Linked DNA regions of Homo sapiens: region 2 is linked to region 1. A link is a contact called in ENCODE Hi-C or POLR2A ChIA-PET data. All regions are on one chromosome and are shown on one strand. Each heading gives the region's core, a stretch centred on a gene start or an enhancer-like site at or near the end of the contact. The rest is flanking DNA. Distances are from core to core; before and after follow the strand shown.

Evidence for each region. Hi-C counts contacts between places; a loop is a spot of excess contacts on that map. ChIA-PET counts read pairs that join two places held with the same protein, here RNA polymerase II (POLR2A). Pooled maps may share reads with other maps.
Region 2: a loop to region 1 is called in a pooled map, with 6 times the contacts of the local background. The contact joins the enhancer-like site here to the promoter of RCSD1 in region 1. A Hi-C loop is called at or near these places in 8 of 50 pooled maps. POLR2A ChIA-PET finds 5 or more read pairs at or near these places in 2 of 52 experiments (GM12878 and activated B cell).

What each region holds. Positions count from the first base shown.
Region 1 is chr1:167,626,986-167,633,136 of GRCh38, reverse strand. It overlaps RCSD1 (RCSD domain containing 1), which reads right to left and starts at 2,905. Exons shown (of 7, transcript NM_052862.4): 1 at 2,708-2,905. The coding sequence starts at 2,713. RefSeq lists enhancers at 2,119-2,188, 4,707-4,756, 4,767-4,936, 5,017-5,076 and silencers at 2,729-2,948, 2,969-3,048.
Region 2 is chr1:169,689,522-169,695,769 of GRCh38, reverse strand. It overlaps SELL (selectin L), which reads left to right. Exons shown (of 9, transcript NM_000655.5): 9 at 3,968-5,103. The coding sequence ends at 3,986. Among named protein-coding and RNA genes, the nearest start is that of SELL, 19 kb to the left of the region's middle. Within about 2 kb of position 1,294, at least 6 of the 41 ENCODE cell types and tissues checked have a DNase peak (open chromatin) inside an H3K27ac peak, as active enhancers do; they include GM12878, where a contact is called at or near this core.

The DNA of each region.
Region 1 (6,151 bases), core at 1,656-4,155:
TTAAAAAAAGATCTCTCAAAGACTTCCAATAATACGTGAGCTTTAGAGAATGAATATTGAGTAACCCTCTTTGGTCTGGTTTGGATTCCTAGTACTGAGAAGTAATATAACTTAATTTCTTTCCAGATACAGTAGCCCTTTCATGTCCCAAAACTGAGTTTCACCTCTCAAAAGAGGGTTTTACTCTGAGATTTTCAGAAACCCCCAAATCCAACTCCTGCATATCATGCTTCACCATGAAAAGTTTACTTCCTGGCTAAGAATGGTCACTTCCCTGGCCCCTAGATTTCCTCTTTACTTTCTTCACTAGCAGTTGCATGTTGTTTTTTTGTTTGTTTGTTTCATTTTTGTTGTTTTTTGTTTTCCAGGCATTTGGACAAAGAAACTTCAAAAGCAGCCACTGTCCAACCAGCAAATTGATGGACTAGGCTTAGTGACCTACTGGATGTGAGACGCAGGGTGATTTGTCAGGCTTCTGGCTGGCTGAGCTATTCCCTCCCTGCGTCCCTCCCAAACCCTAGCACGGGAGTGATTTTGGTATCTTGGTGGAATCCTGCATAAGTTACTACACATCTCAATAAGGGAGGGCCTTCTCTTTTACTGCAATCCCCTCCACCCCCCAAGCCACACAGGAAGTTGCTCAGCTGATAGTTTCAGGGCCTCTGCCATACACTATTCCTTCCTCATCTGAGGGGGGAGAAACTGCCTCTGTGGAAGGAGACCCTCCTTGTTTTCCTAGAACAAAGTTGACACTTGCATTTGGCCCTCCAGCAGCAACCTGCTTGAAGTCTAAGAGTTGCTTTTCTCTTATCTCCAATCCTTTTCTTCAAGAGGTTAGACAGGCCATACATCATAGTGAATCTGCAGCCTGGGGCCTAAGGCAGTTTGTACACTTCCAGAAGAGGGAAGCCACTTCTAAAACAATTTCTTAAGGAGACTTCACCCAACCCAAGAAGCTGGGTGTTGCCTGGGCCATTTCCCTCCTCTGCCCTGAAGCAGTGGCCAGCTCAGAGAGAACCCTGTTGTTTTGTGTTTGTGTGATCTTTGGGTGGATGTGTGCACACCACCTGCTGAGCTTCGCTGTGTGCGTGCCTCACCGCCAGCCCTAATCTGCCAGAGCTTCCTGGCCTTGCAAATGTTTCTGTGGAGGGTCCATATTAGACTCCAGTGGTTCTTGCAGTCTATAAAGTCTCCTTGAAGGTGATTCCCTGTTCCTTGAAGACAACTGGCTGGGCTGGATGCCTGAATATAGCTCCCTGACTTCTCTAAAGGACAAACTTATTGCCCCTTTAGAGAAGTCATGAAGCTTTGCCGGCAAGCACAGAGTCTAGCTTAGAAAACACAACCAGGGCCAGGAGTGGTGTGGCTCATGCCTGCAAATCCAGCACTTTGGGAGGCCAAGGCTTAGAGGATCACTTGAGCCCAGGAGTTCAAGACCAGCATGGGTAATATAGTGAGAACTTGTCTCTACAAAAAATTTTAAAACTAGCCAGGCATGGTGGTACACACTGGTAGTCCCAGCCACTTGGGAGGCTGAGGTGGGAGGATCCTTTGAGCCTGGGAGGCAGAGGTTGCAGTGAGCTGAGATTGTGCCACTGCACTCCAGCCTGGGTAACAGAATGAGACCCTGTCTCAAAAGAAAAAAATAAAAAGACCACCAGGGCCCAGGCACAGAGCCTGGAGCGGGGAAGAGATAGCGGAGTTAACTGTGAATCCTGATTGCACTGACCACAGTCTAGTGAGCAACACATGTTTCCTTTTGAATATGAGTGGGAATCACCTTTAAAACTATATAACATTTGCATCTTCTCAAAAGCCCCAGGTCCTACTAAGATTGACTTAGGGCTACATATCAGGTCTCATTTTCAAGGAGGAAACACAGGGAAGCCTCAAGATGTGCAGAAGAGAGGGATGTGGGGAATACACCCAACCACTCCTCTGCTGAGGTTGGAACAGAACAAGGAAAGTCCCCGGACCTCCTCTCAGCAGGCAGAGAAGTGCGGGGCCTCCCTCTGGCAAAGCCTGCAGATGTGGCCAGCATACCTCCATACACACAGCTTCAGAGGCAAGGGTGTCCAAGGGAGTCTTAAGTTTTATCAGAAATAATGTCATTCGACTGACCAGTAAGGGGAGCTTTCAGAAAGTTATGGAAGAAGATGCGACAGACACAGGAAGGACTTCAGAAGCAAGAAGACAACTGGACTCTCTAAAATGCCACTCCGAAAGCGAAAAGGGAAGCCCACAGACCCACGAAGACGTGCTGGCCTCGTGTTGCCAGTTCTGTTTCTCTTTCAATACCCATCTCTTCAGATTGAAGGGCTTCTGCCTTCTTGCAGTTTTTGCTGACACGTTTACCCATTTACAAACCTTGGCTGCACCTAACTTTTTTTTTTTTTTTTTTTTTTTTTTTTTTTTAGCATTTAAGTTCCTAGCCAAAATACCCGGGCCTCTAGGAAAGCCCTTTTCTCTCCCTCTGAGATCTTTCCTTACCAACCCCAGCCTCCCAACCCGGGTGTCCTAGGTGGGACCAGGGACGATCCTTCGGAGTTGGTCAAGGAGGCGTCGGAACAGCAGGCATTTGCCCTTCTAGTTGGCAGCAGCGATGAGCCGCGTGCTCCATGCTCAGGGCAGGGGCAGCCGCCCGGGGAAGGGGCGCCCGATACACCGCTCACCGCTCAGCCCCGCGTCTCCCTCCGGGGTCCTTTACCTCCATGTCCTTCAGGTGCCGACTCTGCGGCAGACGCACCCGCTCGCCCGGGCCGGAGCTCACGATCCCCGCTGTCCCCTCCGCTCCCGGCCGTGGCCAGTTTCGGGCTGCGGCGGGCACAGGGCGAGTGGGCGGTGGCGCGCGCCCGGCTGCGCTCGGCTGCGGGACTGCCCCGGCCGCGGGGGCCCTGCGCGAGAGAACGAGGAAGGAGGAGGAGGGAGGGAGGGAGGAAGGGGAGGGGAGGGGAGGGTGGGGAGCGGGGAGGGAGGCCGACGATCAGGGTTTAAATTTAGACGCAAATCTAAACAGATACTGTCCCTCCCAGGGCAGGACTCAAGAGCGGGAGCCACGACTCCATGTGCCCAAACATGGGGATGGGCAGCCACCGGGCCCCTCTGTCTCGCGAAGTTTCTCAGGACCCTGGGCTTTGCCACGGTCTCAGTCCTTCTCAACGTCTCCCTCCCTTAATGCGCCTTCTTTCTTTTTCCTGTCCCTTCAAGAATTAGAGTGGTCCTTTAATTCTTTTTGTTTCCTCTCTTTTCGATTTCCTTCTTTTGTGTCCATCCTTCCTGCTTTCCTTCTTCCTCTCCCTCTTTTTAAAATTGCATTACTGTCATACCTGGTTTCCCTGCAGTTCTTGGGTGGAGTTCGAGGACCCTCCCTGGTGGAAGGCGTTTGTGTTCTACCAAAAGAGGAGCCCTTCTGACCGAGGCTTCAGAGCTCAGCGTGGCGCCGACGGGACCACCTTTCCCTTCTCACCTCTTTTCCTCTCCACCTTCCAGGAAACCACTATCTATCCATCTATCCATCTATCTTCTGTATACGAGTAGAAGGAGGAGGAGGAGGAGGAAAATCAGGAATCCACGCAAAGTTTTCCAAGCTCCCTGAAGTGGTAAATCTTTTCTTCAAACCTTGCTTTGACTGATGCATTCGGTTTTGTGGGAATTTTGGCTCCCACAAGCTGCTTGCTAAAGGGCCTCGTCTCCATTCCTGTTAAATATAGCAAAGGGCAAGATGCTCAACATCTGATTCCCATAGGGCCCAGCATAGCAACCTTCCTTTAGGGCCATCCCGGCTGGGCAGCAGAGACCGCATGGGAGGGATTCGGGGACTGGAATCTGCACCAGGGTCACTCCCTGCTACCCGGATCCCGGCCCCCTTCAGACCCTTCGGCAGAGAGAAACAGGAAAATGCCTTGAGAGACCTGTGAGTGCCAGGGTATTGGCTGGGTATATGACGCCTCTGGGTTATCCCACAGCATTCTCACCCGCCCAACCCCAGCTCAACCAGGGGAGGGGAGCCCCATCAGAGGTGGGCAATGGGACAGGTGATGGTGAGCACTGTGAAGAGACATGTGGAGAAACAGTAGAGAAAAAAGGCTGAGAGTCTGCTCCTGCTACAAAGACTACCCTGATTCTGGTTATCCCGGCACCATCTTTGCACTTTCAGGCACTTAGATTGCTGCTTTGGGTACCAGTCTTAGAAATATGGCCTCCTTCCTGTCCTAGAACTTTCTAAGGCCCAACTTTCTAAAACACTGGCAGCCCTAATGCCAGAGTGGCTTCTAGTTCTTTAGCTTAGCTAAGCATAGAGGAAGACGCCTGGTTTTAGGAACAGACAGATTGAGGGCTGAATTCCAGCTCTGCTACTTTCTAGTTGTATTTTTTAGACAAGTCACTTAACTGCTCTGATTCTCATTTTCCTCACCTATACAATGTAGTAGGCACTCTGCAAAAAGTGGCTGTTTTTATCATGCTTAGCCCCATGTACAAGCTTCAGATGAATAAGAGCCTGATATTTCTTTTATTTAGAGACAGGCACTCGGGGACCCAGTGAAAAGAGCCCTCACTCCCAGGAATTAATAGTGAGGCCCCTCCCAGTCCAGCCACATGGCTGCTCAGGTGAAGACTCGAGAGCAGAGTCGGCAGTAAGGAAGGGTATTTACTGGTAACCTGCAAGGCACACTTTTGCTCGTGCTTCTTTCCTTTCTTTTTAAAGGTGCAGGACGTAGTGATGACTGCATAGTCTACTATCAGGTCTTCTAACTCTGCTCCACAGGGCCTTTTCCTTTCTCCCTCTACCTAGTCCTCCTTTGTGCTCAGAATGGGGCTGCCCCAGCACAGGTTTCTGGCTTCACAAACAGGAGGGCGGAAGTGCTTACCCAGAGGAAACCGTTAGGCCTAGATAACATCAGTCACCCAAGGTGACTTGCAGCTGCTCCCCACGCCCTGCTTAGGCCTCTCTTGGCTGAGAACAGATGACCACAAAGCAAACAAGCTTGGCCTCCACCATGCTCCTGGGTCCCCAGTGCAGAGTTTAATGCTGCTCCAGAGCTATTTGGGCCCCAGACTGGGACTTCTCCTGAGGGAGGGGGTGGAAAACGGGGAGGGAGGGACCAAGAGGTAGCCCCGAGCTGTGTTTAGGCAGCCATGAGTAGGTGTGGTGTGTGTACTCCCCTTATCTTCTTCTTCTGTCCCTACAGAAGATCTCCAGGAGCCAGAATAGCAGTAACTCTGCTGATAAACACCCAGGTTTGCTGGGTTATCTGGGATTGTAACTGGCTGCTCTGGGGGCTGGGAGGAAACAACAGCCCAAGGGGAAGGGAAAGTGACTTTCCGAGGAGTTGGTTCCCCTCTCTCTCTGGAGGTCTGGCTGGCTAACACGGAACCACTTCCTTCAGTCTACCCTGGGCCTTCCCCTTCATATATCCTGATAGCCAGAACCAGCCACGCAATAAGTAGAGGTCATCAGGTAACTAACAATAAAAACACCAGGCTGGGCTCATGCCTGTAATCCCAGAACTTTGGGAGGTGAGGCAGGTGGATCACAAGGTCAGGAGTTAGGGACCAGCCTGGCCAACATAGTGAAACCCCATCTCTACTAAAAAAATACAAAAATTAGCTGGGCATGGTGGCGTGTGCCTGTAATCTCAGCTACGCGGGAGGCTGAGGCAGAAGAATTGCTTGAACCTGGGGGGCAGAGGTTGCAGTGAGCCAAATTCTTGCCACTGCACTCCAGCCTGGGTGACAGAGCCAAGACTCCGACAAAAAAAAAAAAAAAGGCCAGGTGCAGTAGCTCACGCCTATAATCCCAGCACTTTGGGAGGCCGAGGCAGGCGGATCACGAGGTCAGGAGTTTGAGACCAGCCTGGCCAACATGGCAAAACCCCGTCTCTACTAAAAATACAAAAATTAGCTGGGCGTGGTGGCATGTGCCTGTAATCCCAGCTACTTAGGAGGCTCAGGCAAGTGAATTGCTTGAACCCACAAGGCAGAGGTTGCAGTGAGCCGAGATCGTGCAGCTGCACTCCAGCCTGGGCAACAGAGTGAGACTCCATCTAAAAAAAAAAAAAAAAACAAAAAATAAAAAAACAAGAACACCAGAGATACAGCTCAGCCAAGGGAGGGGCGTATGGGGAGGTATGGGGAGGAGCCAGGCATATAG
Region 2 (6,248 bases), core at 45-2,544, 2.1 Mb before region 1:
TTCTGAAGGGATTGGATGCTGGTTTGGGCAACCATCCTACCAATCACAAACTTAGTATGGGCCATTGCTTAGAATGCAAAGGAAAAAGTGGGGAAAAATGAGGCACCAGAAGCCAGATCATAAACTAATGTATAAGCCATGTGATATGGGCTTTATCTTGAGGTCTTTTGGGATATCACTAAAGGGGTTTAAACAGTGAGTAGCCTTACCTCTGGCATCTTATAAGGTCACCCTGCAGAGCAGTATGGCAAGTGTGGGAGACAGGTGAGCCTGGATTCAAAGAGACTTGTTTTGGAGGCATTTGCAGTTATTAGATTAAAACCGATGGCGCCTGTCTAGGGAACTAGTAGTAAGAATGGGTTCATGAAATAAGAGGAGGTGATATTAACTGAATGTGTCTGTTAATTGGCTAAAAGTGAGAGAGAAGAATCAAATTATCATCTTTCTCACCTGGAAACTGGCGGATGGTAGTCCTGTTTACTTCTGAGAAGGGAACATAAAAGAATGAGAGGTTTTGGAGGTAAAGATCATGGGTTCAGTTTTGTACTGAGCTTTGGGTGTATGCACATCATTCACTGTGGCTCATTGGACCTATCCAAAGCACAGAGGCTATGGCAGGAGAAGTGGATTTGGGTCCCTCACATTTCAGGAGGTAACTGCCATCTCAGGAGTGGGTACTATCATCCAGGGAGGGTGTGAGTGCTTTAAGAATGGAAGAGGACCTGGGAGAGAGTATGGGAGCCAGAGGAACATCATTATCTAATAAGTCACCTAAGGGAAAGAGAAATGAAAAGATGTTGCCAGGCAGGGAGAAGGAAGAGGAGAAAGAGTGTGGGGTAATGAATGCCAAGGAAACAAAGAAAGGGGAACGGTTTCAAACATTGCCAAGAGAACCAGTAAGTATCCCCTGGATGCAACAAGGGTGTCAGTGGGGAGACTATTTGCAGTGCAGACATCAAGACAGAGGTCAGACGGCCAAGCATTGAGCATTACTGAGGATGAGAAAGTAGAGACAGAACAAGCAGTCATCTCTTTTAAAATGTTTGGCTGTGAAGGAGAAGTGGGGCAGGGGTAACTGGATGAGGATGTACGATCAGTGGAGGTTCTTTTTATTCTTTTTAATTACTCTGTCTTCTCTTTACTAGTGCAAATGGAGTCTAGTGAGGAAAGGCTTCTTTCTCTGGGCTGGTCTCCCTATGTCTGTGGCAGGAAACCCACAGATGTGAAGATTTCTTTCAAACTCGCACCTACTGAGTGAAAGTATTTTCTGGCACAATCTACCCAGAGCTGTTTTCTGGCTACCGGAACCACCTGTTTTAATTGCCACTAGATGGAAGCAGATCAACTAGATTTTTTTTTTTTAAGATGTCCTTGAGGCACAGGAGGAGAGACTGGCTGGAAGAATATTAGCAAAAAGCTAATTACCATGCTAAGCAAATTGCTATATTAAGTTTAATGGTTCACTGATTTTTTATAATCAGTCAATTAATAGTTGTTTATTGAACATTTTTGTGTTGGAAACTGCTAAGCTTTCTTGAGACAGCAAGAGGAGTCAGCCTGGTCCCTGATTTCAGGAAAATTATTACCTAGCTGGGGAGTTAAGACAGGAATATAGAAAGAAAAAAATCAGAAAAATACAAGGCAGAGCATGGTAATGGCCAATGGGTGCTATATTTAAGAAGGAAAAGGTCATTTGGCTTGGTGGTTATAGAAAATGTTATAAAGAAGGTTGCTTATGAAGAATAGATAGGATTTAGGTATATGGAGAAAAGCAGGAAAGGAAGGCAGTCTGTAGGAAGGAAATTGTGTAAGCAGTGGTATGGTAGTGAGACTATGAAAGCATTTTTCAGGGGCCACTGAGCAGAACTTTCTTGAGCCCATGGCTTATTGAGGAGTTGTGGAGTTGAAGTTGGAAAGGAAGGCTGGCCCCAATAACATAAGTCTTGAATGCTTCACCAGATGGTCTAGAAAGGCCTAGCAAAGAAGAATTATTTGCCCAGCTCTCATTTATTGACCAAGGCTGTATTAATTCATAAGAATCACAGAATTCTAGGTCTGAATATGATCTTGGTGGATATCACATTCAAACTCTTTTTGTAGTTGAACTAATTAAGTAAGTTTTCTATAGGCCTTGAGCAAGTGACAGAGTTAGTTACAATAATCATAAACCTTTATCAAATATTAATTCCATGTTGTATACTGTTATGAATGGTTTACATGTCTTAAATCATGAAATATGCCTTTAAGTCTGTGGGAGAAGGGTCTATGAACATCTTCATTACTGATAAAGAAACAGGCACAGAGAAATAAAATAGCCTGAGGTCACAATAAATGGCAATGCTGAGATCCATACTCATTTGGATCCAGGAATCATGCTCTTAACGCGTATGCTTTTAGAACTCAAGACCCTTGACTACCAGCTTAGAGTGGCAAGTCCCAGGCACCCTCCTTTTCCAGTAACGTGGTTTTTTTTTTCACACTGAAACCATTGTGTGACGGCACTGAGGAAGGGTGGGGTAGAAGTATGGTGTGTTTTTAGAACAAGTCAAAGGTAAAATGAATACTATCACACTAAACACCATGAGCCTTTTTTTTTTTTTTTAAGTTCTTGGGTGAATTTTCATAGTAGTTTGTGTTCATTTCTATTAGCTTTTGAATGGTGAATGAATGACTCCTTGGGCATTTGTGGTTTCATTTCTTGCTGGGTTATTTTGACTCTTCTGCAAAATGACTCTGTTTATCACCTCATTTGGTTTCTACTGTCTAAATTCTGGCAGGATAGAAGCTACACCCAAGATACACAGGAAGATATGATGCCAACCTCAGAGGAGGGCATATGTGAAATTTTGTTTTCAGAAACATTTTTTTGTCTCTATTTTGGCAAGCACATTTGCAGCTGCTGAACTGTGGTTTACCCTGACAGTTCATCATGAGACCAGCTCCTCAGAATCTGGTTCTCCCTTTGAAAGGTGCTGTGAAGACATACCATATTTCATTCTCTCCTTGTCCTTTCCAAGAATAAGACAGTTGTGTCACACAAAAAAAGTGTCACTTATTTCTTTAAACTAAATGTGTTACCATCTCATTAAATTATATCCCAGGATATAATTTATCACGAGTTTATAACCACCACTATTTCATGAGTTTAAATTTTCTCCAATTTCACTTTCCATTTAAGCATGCCTTCTAATTCCTTGACTTTCCACTGCTCAAAATCAATCTACAGCTGGGCTCGGTGGCTCACGCCTGTAATCCCAGCACTTTCGGAGGCCGTGGCAGGTGGATCATGAGGTCAGGAGTTTGAGATTAGCTTGGCCAATGTGGTGAAACCCCATCTCTACTAAAAATACAAAAATTAGCTGGGTGTGCTGGCACGTGCCTGTATTCCCAGCTACTCAGGAAGTTGAGGCGGAAGAATCGCTTGAACCCAGGAGGCCGTGGTTGCATGAGCTGCCTCCGTGCCACTGCACTCCGGACTGGGCAACAGAGTGAGACTCCATCTCAAAAATAAATAAATAAATAAATTAAATTAAATTAAATTAAAATAAACATAAATTTAAAAAATCAATCTACACTGTCCTTCAGACTCATTAGATCTGGAGACAAAGACCGTATGCACCACAAAAATTTCTCCAAGTGGGGTCTGTGCGCCAGTGGCATAAGCATCACTAAAGAGCTTGTTAGGGGTGCAGAATCTCAGGCTCCACTCAGACCTACTGAATCAGAGTCTGCATTTTAACACCATCTCTGAGTGGTAAGCACATGAAAATCTGAGAAGTGCTGCTACTAGGGTTTGCTTACATTTGTTCATCTTCAGAGGTTCCTAAAGCCTGGCCTCTTGTCTGAGATTTCCAGCTGAAAGCATTTCCTTGCTCCTCTTCTCATCTCTAATGAATATTTACCTTTACTACTAACACTCCAAGTTTTGCAATTTTTAAACTCTTATTATCTTTTGTTTTTCTTTCAGTATGAATGACCCATATTAAATCGCCCTTGGTGAAAGAAAATTCTTGGAATACTAAAAATCATGAGATCCTTTAAATCCTTCCATGAAACGTTTTGTGTGGTGGCACCTCCTACGTCAAACATGAAGTGTGTTTCCTTCAGTGCATCTGGGAAGATTTCTACCTGACCAACAGTTCCTTCAGCTTCCATTTCGCCCCTCATTTATCCCTCAACCCCCAGCCCACAGGTGTTTATACAGCTCAGCTTTTTGTCTTTTCTGAGGAGAAACAAATAAGACCATAAAGGGAAAGGATTCATGTGGAATATAAAGATGGCTGACTTTGCTCTTTCTTGACTCTTGTTTTCAGTTTCAATTCAGTGCTGTACTTGATGACAGACACTTCTAAATGAAGTGCAAATTTGATACATATGTGAATATGGACTCAGTTTTCTTGCAGATCAAATTTCACGTCGTCTTCTGTATACTGTGGAGGTACACTCTTATAGAAAGTTCAAAAAGTCTACGCTCTCCTTTCTTTCTAACTCCAGTGAAGTAATGGGGTCCTGCTCAAGTTGAAAGAGTCCTATTTGCACTGTAGCCTCGCCGTCTGTGAATTGGACCATCCTATTTAACTGGCTTCAGCCTCCCCACCTTCTTCAGCCACCTCTCTTTTTCAGTTGGCTGACTTCCACACCTAGCATCTCATGAGTGCCAAGCAAAAGGAGAGAAGAGAGAAATAGCCTGCGCTGTTTTTTAGTTTGGGGGTTTTGCTGTTTCCTTTTATGAGACCCATTCCTATTTCTTATAGTCAATGTTTCTTTTATCACGATATTATTAGTAAGAAAACATCACTGAAATGCTAGCTGCAAGTGACATCTCTTTGATGTCATATGGAAGAGTTAAAACAGGTGGAGAAATTCCTTGATTCACAATGAAATGCTCTCCTTTCCCCTGCCCCCAGACCTTTTATCCACTTACCTAGATTCTACATATTCTTTAAATTTCATCTCAGGCCTCCCTCAACCCCACCACTTCTTTTATAACTAGTCCTTTACTAATCCAACCCATGATGAGCTCCTCTTCCTGGCTTCTTACTGAAAGGTTACCCTGTAACATGCAATTTTGCATTTGAATAAAGCCTGCTTTTTAAGTGTTAACTAGTTTGCCTAGTTTGTTATTTTGAAATTATCATATGTTTTGTTTTCTCCCCAGTGAGATTACATGCTCCTTCAGGGCAGAGTTTGTGTCAGATCCCTGGAGTATCTAGTGCATTACTTGACACTCAATAAATGAATGTTCAAATAAATCAGAAAGAGCATACAGTGCACTGCTGATATAAGTTTCAGCAAACCCTCTTTCTCTATGGCATCTGATGACCTGGGCAGATATCACCTAATGTCAACAGCTGAATTCTTATGAGAGAATAGAGCCCTTTCAGAAGCTAGCTGGAAATACCTCCTTGTCCCATGGCCAATATAGATTTCATACAAATTTGCACACATTATGAGAATAATTTTTTGGTAATGATTACACTTTTCTTTCTCAAAGACATCTCAGATTCTGTATTATAGCAAAAGCTGTTGCAAAAGATTCTCCCTATAGTACACTGTAAATCTTGGATGTGCAAATCACATTCATGTGGTTTAGGGTACATCCCCTGGAGGTGTACAGTGCACACGTGCACAGACACACATGGCAACCCTGACAAAAATGTTTATTCCACTAACACATCAGGGCCAAGGAACCCAAATGGACACTACTCCTTGTAATTATGATGTATATAGATTTAAAAATAAAGTTCTATATTCAAGCTCTAGGATTCCTATATGATCTTAGGAATTACATAATAGTAATCCCATAAATCAAGATTCATAATATAAAATTCTCCAGAAACCTTGGTCTTAACCTCCCTGAGACTTACTTCCTATGCCCATAAAACAAGAATGAAATTTGCCTTGCTTACCCCACAGGGTTATTGTGATGGTACCTTAAGTATGAAACTGCTTTGTGAACTGAATCTGAAACACAGACTTTTTTTTTTTTTTTCCTCACTCAAATCTTACCTTTCATGCTTTCATGGTGTAAGATTCTGGTTCTTATCCTAAGGCTGGAACAGATGGAGCTCTGAGTCCTTATCCTGAGATTAGAAGCCAGGAAGTCTTTCACTTGTGTTCCAATAGGAACTCAGCCCTCAGATTTTCACTGCACAGGGTCAGCTCTGCCCCCTGCACTTCTGCTTGCGGGAGGAGGAAGGGCCTGGGACAGGGAGTCAGAGGCATCAGTGGGAACCCTGCCTCTGTCT